2 separate regions of the Homo sapiens genome follow, and region 1 is linked to region 2. A link is a contact called in ENCODE Hi-C or POLR2A ChIA-PET data. All regions are on one chromosome and are shown on one strand. Each heading gives the region's core, a stretch centred on a gene start or an enhancer-like site at or near the end of the contact. The rest is flanking DNA. Distances are from core to core; before and after follow the strand shown.

The links. A loop is a pair of places that touch in the nucleus more often than their neighbours do. ChIA-PET counts read pairs that join two places held with the same protein, here RNA polymerase II (POLR2A).
Region 1: a map of dorsolateral prefrontal cortex shows a loop between it and region 2 (4-fold over the local background). The contact joins the promoter of PLPPR5 here to the promoter of SNX7 in region 2. A Hi-C loop is called at or near these places in 1 of 168 maps with a recorded cell type or tissue (dorsolateral prefrontal cortex). POLR2A ChIA-PET finds 5 or more read pairs at or near these places in 1 of 52 experiments (BJ).

What each region holds. Positions count from the first base shown.
Region 1 is chr1:99,002,079-99,006,121 of GRCh38, forward strand. PLPPR5 (phospholipid phosphatase related 5) reads right to left here and starts at 2,783. Exons shown (of 6, transcript NM_001037317.2): 1 at 2,357-2,783. The coding sequence starts at 2,593. It overlaps PLPPR5-AS1 (PLPPR5 antisense RNA 1), which reads left to right and starts at 2,198. Exons shown (of 3, transcript NR_033940.1): 1 at 2,198-2,567. RefSeq lists an enhancer at 1,641-2,615.
Region 2 is chr1:98,659,314-98,663,471 of GRCh38, forward strand. SNX7 (sorting nexin 7) reads left to right here and starts at 2,408. Exons shown (of 9, transcript NM_015976.5): 1 at 2,408-2,598. The coding sequence starts at 2,419. It overlaps SNX7-DT (SNX7 divergent transcript), which reads right to left and starts at 1,459. Exons shown (of 1, transcript NR_189290.1): 1 at 994-1,459. RefSeq lists silencers at 2,210-2,349, 2,370-2,489, 2,720-2,789.

The DNA of each region.
Region 1 (4,043 bases), core at 1,533-4,032, 340 kb after region 2:
CATGCTAACCCAGCGTTCTTGAGAAGAGTGGAGAGGCAGAGCTGCCCTTACTGCTCCCAGCTCCTCACATGGTGACAGAGTGCACTATTCCTAGAAGCAGAAGGGAAAACAAATGCCAGCAGCACAGCCATCCTCCCAAACCTACCACTTCCTTCTCTTCTAAACTGATTCCCAAACCCATTCTCTTGTACCTAAAAGAACTAAAAGCCAAAACATCGAAATCAAGTTGGATTCTGACTTCAGAAAAATCTATCCACTTATATTCTCAATGCCTGCCTGACCAGCCAGCTTCCACCTTCTTTCAGAGAACAAGCTCTTTGGAAGCAATGTAAGTCGCATGGCATTCAGGCATCCGTCCTATAGGCATACAAATGCCATACCCACCTTTTTTTTTGTTTTCAGATATTCCTTATTATCTGAACCTCACTTTCTTCAAATATTAATTGGAGATAATATCTCCTGAAAGAGCTGCTCTGAGAAATATACGTGACTATGACTATTCGGTACCCAAAATAGAGTAGGCACTAAATAGTGACTAATTCATTCTTTTTCTCCGTCCTACATTCCTCCTAAGTGGAGAATCATCCAAATCATTGGGTGAGTGTGCTCTCGTCTCTAACTAGCACCTGCCACCATGATTGGATGGTTAGGACTGAAAAGTGCTATCTTATTTAAATAAGACATAGAATGGGAATTAAAGGATGAGTTACAGACATTATTGATTATAGCTATGACCAAACCAATGAGCTGAAAGTGACAGGCTCTTCCTTTTTCTTTAAAACAATCCTTGAAAAATATCTGAGCTATTTAGTCTCCTGGAAAACTGTACATGGGAAACCCCGATCTCCAGAAAGTAAAAAGGGCCCCCAAAAATCGACCTTTTTTTTTTTCTCTGCCAGCTTGTCAAATGGAGAAAAGAGAACACAAACATGAAGGCTGGATTTGGGGCTTCTAACACATTTTAGCAACTTATTTTACATATATATATATATATATATATATATATATATATATATATGTAAAACATTATCTGGGGCAAGGTCTAACACATTTCAAACCATTATGACAGAGGCAATTTGAAGTCAACTATCACAGGACATGTGATAAAGTTACTTTAAGGTTATCAAGAAATTACTTGATTTGTTCACTGATTTCTATCTTATGTGTTAGGAACTTTTCATTATTTTACAAATTAGTAAGTCATTGCTCCTAAAATTAAAAAAAAAGATGAACATCCAAACTTAATGGATTCAACAGACATTCTTAACATTCAATTTACACATTTAGCTACTGAAAATAAAACTTCATTCTTCCTTTCCCCTTCATTTTCTTATTTCCCGTTTGTTATCTGTTGAGGGAGAGAGAGAGCGCGCATCACAGGAAGGGAACCTCCAATACTTTGTCAATATTAAAGGAACCATAAAATATCAGGTTTTCTAAAGAAACACCAACAATTCTCCTAAGAATAAATATGTAGCATATTCACATATGTAAATTACTATAATAAAATTAATATTATTATGTGTAATTTATCCCCAATAATTTCATATGTATATATGTGAGGTGTGTGTATACACGTGAGTGTATCTGTATAGTCATTCTTTCTCTCACACACACATACACTCAATAAATCCAAAAGGCATGCTCTGTGAGGTTCTAAGAGAAAAGGACTTAAATTGCCCAGGGAGCGGAGCAGCCTTTAAATAAATCTGAAGTGCTCTTGTAATTGAGGTACAGCTCCTGCTTTTCAGCAAAGCACTGGTGCTGAGGCCTCTTCATTTAGAAATTCTCAAATTCTTTTTTCAGATATTTGTTCCCTGGTCAGCTTAGTCCCATTGGCACTTTCACCTGAAAAGGAGGGAGGTGGCGAAATAGAAATACGTGCCCCGACTCGGGAAGTGGGAGTCCCTTTCACACCCCAGCAATTGATCCCCTCTCTCCTCGCCGGCCCGCCCGCCGCTGCTCTTCTTCCAGGCACAATCGAAGAGGAGGCAGTGAGCGAGTCAAGGCCACAGAGTGGATGGAATCAAGGTTCACCCCCAAAGCTCACCTCCTTTGCAACCCGGATCCCCACTCCTCACCACCTACGGCCCCTCTTCCCTTCCATCCCCGCCCAGTCACCCAACGCTGAAGCCACCGCGGGGTGTGGGGGGGTGACGTGTGGGAAGAGCTGGGGGCTTCCTTCGCACCCACCCTCACGCGCCCTAGAATGTCCTCTGGGGAAGGGGCTGCCCATAACTTGGAGGAACTTAGAAGGCAAAACCTACTGCGCCCCAACCCTTAGAGGGGCCTCAACCCCGAAGGCGAGGGGCGAGATCAGGGACTCGGCGACGAGGGCGAGCGCCCCCGGGCTTACCACGAGCACGGGGACCCCGGCGGCCAGCGAGTAGAGGAGCACGGGGGGCACGGCGCTGCTGTCCTCCGGGCCCGGGTAGGGTTTGCGGTAGGCGCTGTCGTGGCAGAAGAAGCCCTGCACGTTCACGGTGAACGTGTCCGTATACTCGAAGTAGTACGCCAGCATCACCGTCCCTGCCATGATCACCATCTGGAAATAGAGCATGCTGCTGGTGAGCGCCGCGGGCAGCAGGGGCATGCACGCCTCCCGGGCCGGGCCGAGCCGAGCCGAGCGGGCGGTCGACGCGGTGGGCCCCCTCCCCGGTCCGCCGAGGCAGCCACCGGGGGCGCGGCGGCGGAGGCGGCGGGAGGACGAGGCACGGGAGGCGGGATGGAGCCGCTGGAGGAAGAGGCGGAGGCAGGTCCGGGCTTCGAGGCGCCGGCAGGCTGCAGAGGAGGCGGCTACCCCCGGACGAGCCCCCTCTCCCCTGCCCGCCCCCTGCCCGCCGCAAGCGCCGCCCGCCCCGGCGCGGGGTCGCGAGGGAGGGCGGGGAGTCCCGGGCGACGGGCAGCGGCCGCTGCGCCCCTGCACGAGACCATTCGAGAAGCAGCGGCGCTGGGTCAATCCCCCAGGCTAGCCCGGAGGAGGCGCTGCGTGGGCGGACGGGGCGGCAGCCGGCGGGACAGCGGCACCTGTACCCCTCACAGGGCGGACGCTGTGGGGCTGGAGAAGCTCCTGGCGGGGGTAAAATCAAAAGGGGGGGAGGGGAGGCAGTAGAGATGGAGCTTCCAGAAACTCTTCCGAGGCACCAGCTGAGAGGTTTAAGAAACCCGCACAACGCCTGGGAAAATGGTGCGTGGACGCGTCTTCCGAGCGCAAAGCCCACCAAGGCGCAAAGTGCCGATGCGGCGCCCAGAGTTTCAACCGGTGCGTTCAGCCTGCATCCCTCGAATTCCTTGACCCAGCCCGGGGCTGGAGCCTGGCGGTGGTTTCTAGGCGCTGTTAGAAAAATCTCAGCGAGGTTTCTTTGCCTCCTCTGCAGCTTCCTAGGGCTTTGTGTATATATATATGTATATACAAATAATAATAGAAATCATAGCCCAGTAGCTCCCGAAGCATCATCTCTTGTACAGCGGCCCCTTCCTGGATCCATGCATTCTCTTGCTCATCTTTTCAGTCTGTCTTTATTAGCTGCTTGTGAGAGGAGGCATTGCAGATTCCAGGCACTGAGCGGTCCCAGCCACCAGGGTAGGAAAAAGGACTATTTGCCTCATCTCGTTCTTTATTCCCTGAATTCCAGGGAACTGCAGGGATTCCTCAGGGGTCGGGATAAAGGAGAGGGAGACCAATGCTGGCTCACAGCACATGCATACAAAAATTCATCCGTCCATGGCTATCCACGCCTATGCGTGGGTATGTAACTAACTATGGAACTGCATATGTGCAAGGAGCCCGTTCTGTCATGCCATGTGGGTCCCTGCTGCAAGCTTAGTCAGCAGACTCTCAAGGGGTCTTTCTTTGAGCCTCAGGCTGACACTCCTCTACTCCAGTGAGCAGGTGAGGAAGCATGAATACAAGCAAGAGGAGGAAAATATTTTTAGAGCCCTGCCCTGCTCATTAAAACCTGGAATCACCTTAGCAGGGTTCTAGAATGTTGGTTCATTGTAATAGGCTGTAGCTTGATGAATTTTAGAGGTGGGCCTTTATC
Region 2 (4,158 bases), core at 1,158-3,657:
ACCATTCTGGCCAACATGGTGAAACCCTGTCTCTACTAAAAATACAAAAAATTAGCTGGGCGTGGTGGCGCACGCCTGTAGTCCCACCTACTCAGGAGGCTGAGGCAGGAGAATCGCTTGAACCCGGGAGGCGGAGGTTGCAGTGAGCAGAGATCACGCCACTGCACTCTAGCCTCGGCGAGGGAGTGAGACTCTGTCTCAAAAACAAACAAACAAACAAACAAAAAAACCCAGTGATAGTCCCACTTAATAGGAAGCTGAGACTACAGGAGGAATAGACATACTGCTTTGGAGTTGTACTAATAATGAGTAGGTTTGGGATTATCTCCCTTTGAGGGGCTGTGAACTGCATGCTCAGGTGCTCAAAGCATGGAGGTAGGGGGAGTATGTGAAGAAAGGTAATATTAATTGGACAGCCAAAGGGGCAAATTATAGTCACGTTTTCCCTACTCTTCTTCCTCATCCTACCCCTCTTCCTATTTTTCTTGTTTTTGGTTGACAAGCATCAATATGGCCTTTCTATGTTTAGAAAATTCTCTGCCTTAGGAATTTCCATGAAACTTGGCCAGATTGGCCAAGCACACATACTCTCCAGGGTTTTAATACTAGAAAAATCAACACAGAGAAACAGGGTGATGGAGACATTTTTGTGGCAGTAATAGCAGGGAAGTTCTCAGAGGTAGCTGTGGTACTGCTGCCAGGGAAAGCAACTGGAGTCCAGTAACATCAGTGTTAATGACAATATTGACACTGGTGAAGATGGTGTGGCAACCAGTATCAGGCAATGGTAGCAGCAATGTCTGTACCACTGGTTCTGTGGCCTTGCTTTTGGCTATAATCCAAGCTGTGCAGCCTTGCTTTATTCTGCCCATTTTCTGAGCCCATTCTCTATGGTTTCTAGCAATTCTGTGAGTTACAGCATTATTAAGAATTTCCTGGTTCAGATTGCAATTAGAAAACCTTGAATCTTCCTTACTAGTCAGAATAAGCTTATCAAGGAAAAAATAAAGTCTTTTAATAACTTATATTATTTACAGAAATTAGCAGAGAGCATTTTGAGAGTACATCTGATACTGTGGTTAATACATATCAGGATCCTCAACCTGAAAATGTTATCATTTACTAAGGAATGGAAAACTTGTACATGAAACAAATACAATCTGCAAGATGGAATAAAATTAAATGCTAAATTGAGAACAGACTGTCATTTAGAAAGTCTTTCTGAAAGAGATGGGACTATATTTAATTTCTGAAGGATGGGCAGGAGATGGCATTTAAAGTACAGAAATCATCAAGCACAGAAACAAATGTGGATACTCATGGGGCAGTGACCAACCTGACTGAAGGGTGGGTGCACGTCTGAAATCAATGGGAATACATTTGAATGATTAGGAGATAATATATTATTAAGGCCTTGCCTCTAATCAGAAATAAAGATATTCTCTATTTCCCCAAATAAGGAATTCTTACATAGAGCTTAATGTATTTAAAAATTTTTAAATGGGCCTACAGAAAAGAGGTGGGGCTGACGGAAGTAAATAAAACCTGAAGATAAATTAAAGAATATATCAACGTGGGCAAAATTTTCCATTAGTTTTGGAACTTAGTTTTGTTTTTGAATAATAAGCAGTTAAATAATTAAAGCTTTGCCTTGGCAATGCAAGGACTGAAGATTATTTCTCGGTGGCAATTTTCCAGACTTGCTAGTTGTCCTTGGGTCTTGGTAACATTCTGCTCATTAACTTCAGGAAGACGTCCAGGAGTAAAGATGCATTTGAAAGTGGCTGAAAATAGTTTGTAAAGCTCAGCTTTCCTGGCTCGACAGTGAAATGACCGCACAGGCCAGTCACTGGGTCAAAAATCAATTAACAAAACGGGAAGTTTTCATGTCTTTATTTTTACATTAGCTCGAAAATCACAACCAAGAAGAAAGGCAACCACTGAATACAGGAAATACAGTATTGTTATTGCTGTTTTTTTTTTTTCTCTTGGCAAGGCTGGGTCGGGTGCCTTCCAGCCTCGCTGTGGATCCCGCGAAGTGGACGGTTCGCTTCGTGGCTTCTTCCCAGACCCCGCCACTGCGGAAACCGTCACTCGGTGGCCCCCGACTGGGTCAATGCGAGGACGCCCACCTCCTACCTTTGAGTCTCTCCTCTTCTCCAGGGTACAGCCAACCCTTTCTCCAACGTAGCCGGAGTCCGAGAGTCCCAGTTCCGCCCCTCCAGCCCGCCCCAGGCCAGGTGGGGATGCGCCCGGCCCGGGCCAGCGCTGGTCCCGGCAGTTCCGCGTCTGCGCAGCGGGCGAGGGGCTGGAGCGGGGCCGGCCGGGGAGGTGCAGGAGACGTGGGAGCCAATGGGCACGCTCGGGGGAGCCGGGCTGGCGGCGGCGGTGGCGGCCGGCTGGGCGCGCACTCTCGGGATGGAGGGCGAGCGCCGGGCATCGCAGGCGCCCTCCTCGGGCCTCCCGGCCGGGGGCGCCAACGGGGAGAGCCCGGGGGGCGGCGCCCCCTTTCCGGGCAGCAGTGGCTCTTCCGCCCTGCTGCAGGCGGAGGTGCTGGATCTGGACGAGGACGAGGACGACCTGGAGGTGTTCAGCAAGGTGAGGGCGGCGGCGGCGAGTCCCGGGAAACTTCCAAGGCAACTCCGGGCGTTGCCAGCATTGCGCCGACGGCTGCCTCTGGCGCGCTTGCCCTCCCGGGGCGGTGGCTCTGAGCTGGGGACGAGTGAGGTCCCCCGGGCTGCTGGACCCCGCCTGCCAGCTCTGGCCGCACCCGGGGCCGCGTCGCCTCGGGGCCTCAAACCGCAGCCGCTCCCTCCTCCGCACTTTGACCTTCCGTTCGGCGGGGCTGTGGCTTAGTGGAGTCTGCAAAGTTGTGATTTGTTTTCCCTTTCTGCTTCTCTGACACAGACATCTTCCTCGCGGCAGCTCCCGAACCTGGGAGGCTGGTGGCTCAAAACCGCTCCCGCCAGCTGCTTTTCGGGCGAGGCCAGCCCTGAACTCTGGGAGAGCAGCCAAGTTTAGAGAAATTATTCTTAATTTAGTGTTGTTGCTTGTGGATTTGAGACTTGGGTGAGTCTCGGGTCTTGTGGGAATAGGTTCTAGGAAATCTCCCTGAACAGGAGAAAACGGTTGTTTCTAACAGGAAGCTCCTCCGCTGAGGAGCTAAGGATTTTTCAGATGGTCAGCTACTGCCACCCAACCCACAGCCAGTGCTTTCGTTTTTCCTTGCCCCCGGGAAATTTAGGACCAAAGGCTCTTATTTGCTTATTTTACTGTTGGAGGGAAATTGACTTGTGGGGGCTAGTGGTAGACTTTTGGTACGTGTAGACTGGTGTTTGTAATTTCTTAAAGGGTTTTAGAAAAGAAAAATACCTTTCTTGCAGGGAGGTTGAATGTCACTCCAGTTTCTCAAGTTGCTGCTGAGAGAAGACCTGAGTTCAGATCACAACGCTGTATTCATTACTAAGAAGCCTGTTCATTTTAACGTTACCTGGAGATATTAGGTAAAGCAAACGACCTACTTAACCACCGCATTTACTCTGGGAGAGCAAACCAAAGTTAGGAAGTGACCATGCATACTCTGACTCCAAAGAGGAGTATATAAAACTTATTTCTACTTCGGTTTAAATGGAATGATAGGCCCAGGTTTGTATTCCGAATATTTAAACAGACTATCACAGTTTTGTGCTCTTGACTTTTCTGTTAAGTAGTAAAACAATGGAATTATTTTATGTTTAGTTGTAAACTCTGCCTTTTTATATTCCACACATACTTCATGTTCAGATCAACGACAGTTGGCCAGTTGGTTATTTACTTTCTTTCCTTCTTTACATTGCTGTTTGGATAAGGAATATTAGTCTATGGTTATGCATTGTGAAACTTTGGGATGGGATGTTGGAAATAGCAATGGTGTATCAGAATCATCAGGGTTTCTTTCTGGTTTTTTTTTTTTTTTTTTTTTTTTTTTTTTTTTTTTTTTGTCGGGGCTGGACCCATCTGGCCTCAAGGGATTCTACCACCTCCAGCACCCAAAGGGTTTGGGATTACAGGCTTGAGCCACAGTGACTCGGATTGTTTTAAACTTGTCAAGTGGTTTCTCTTTCCCCAGATTCTAGGTGTTCTAGCTGACTCTTAAGAATCAATGTTTAAATGAGGTCC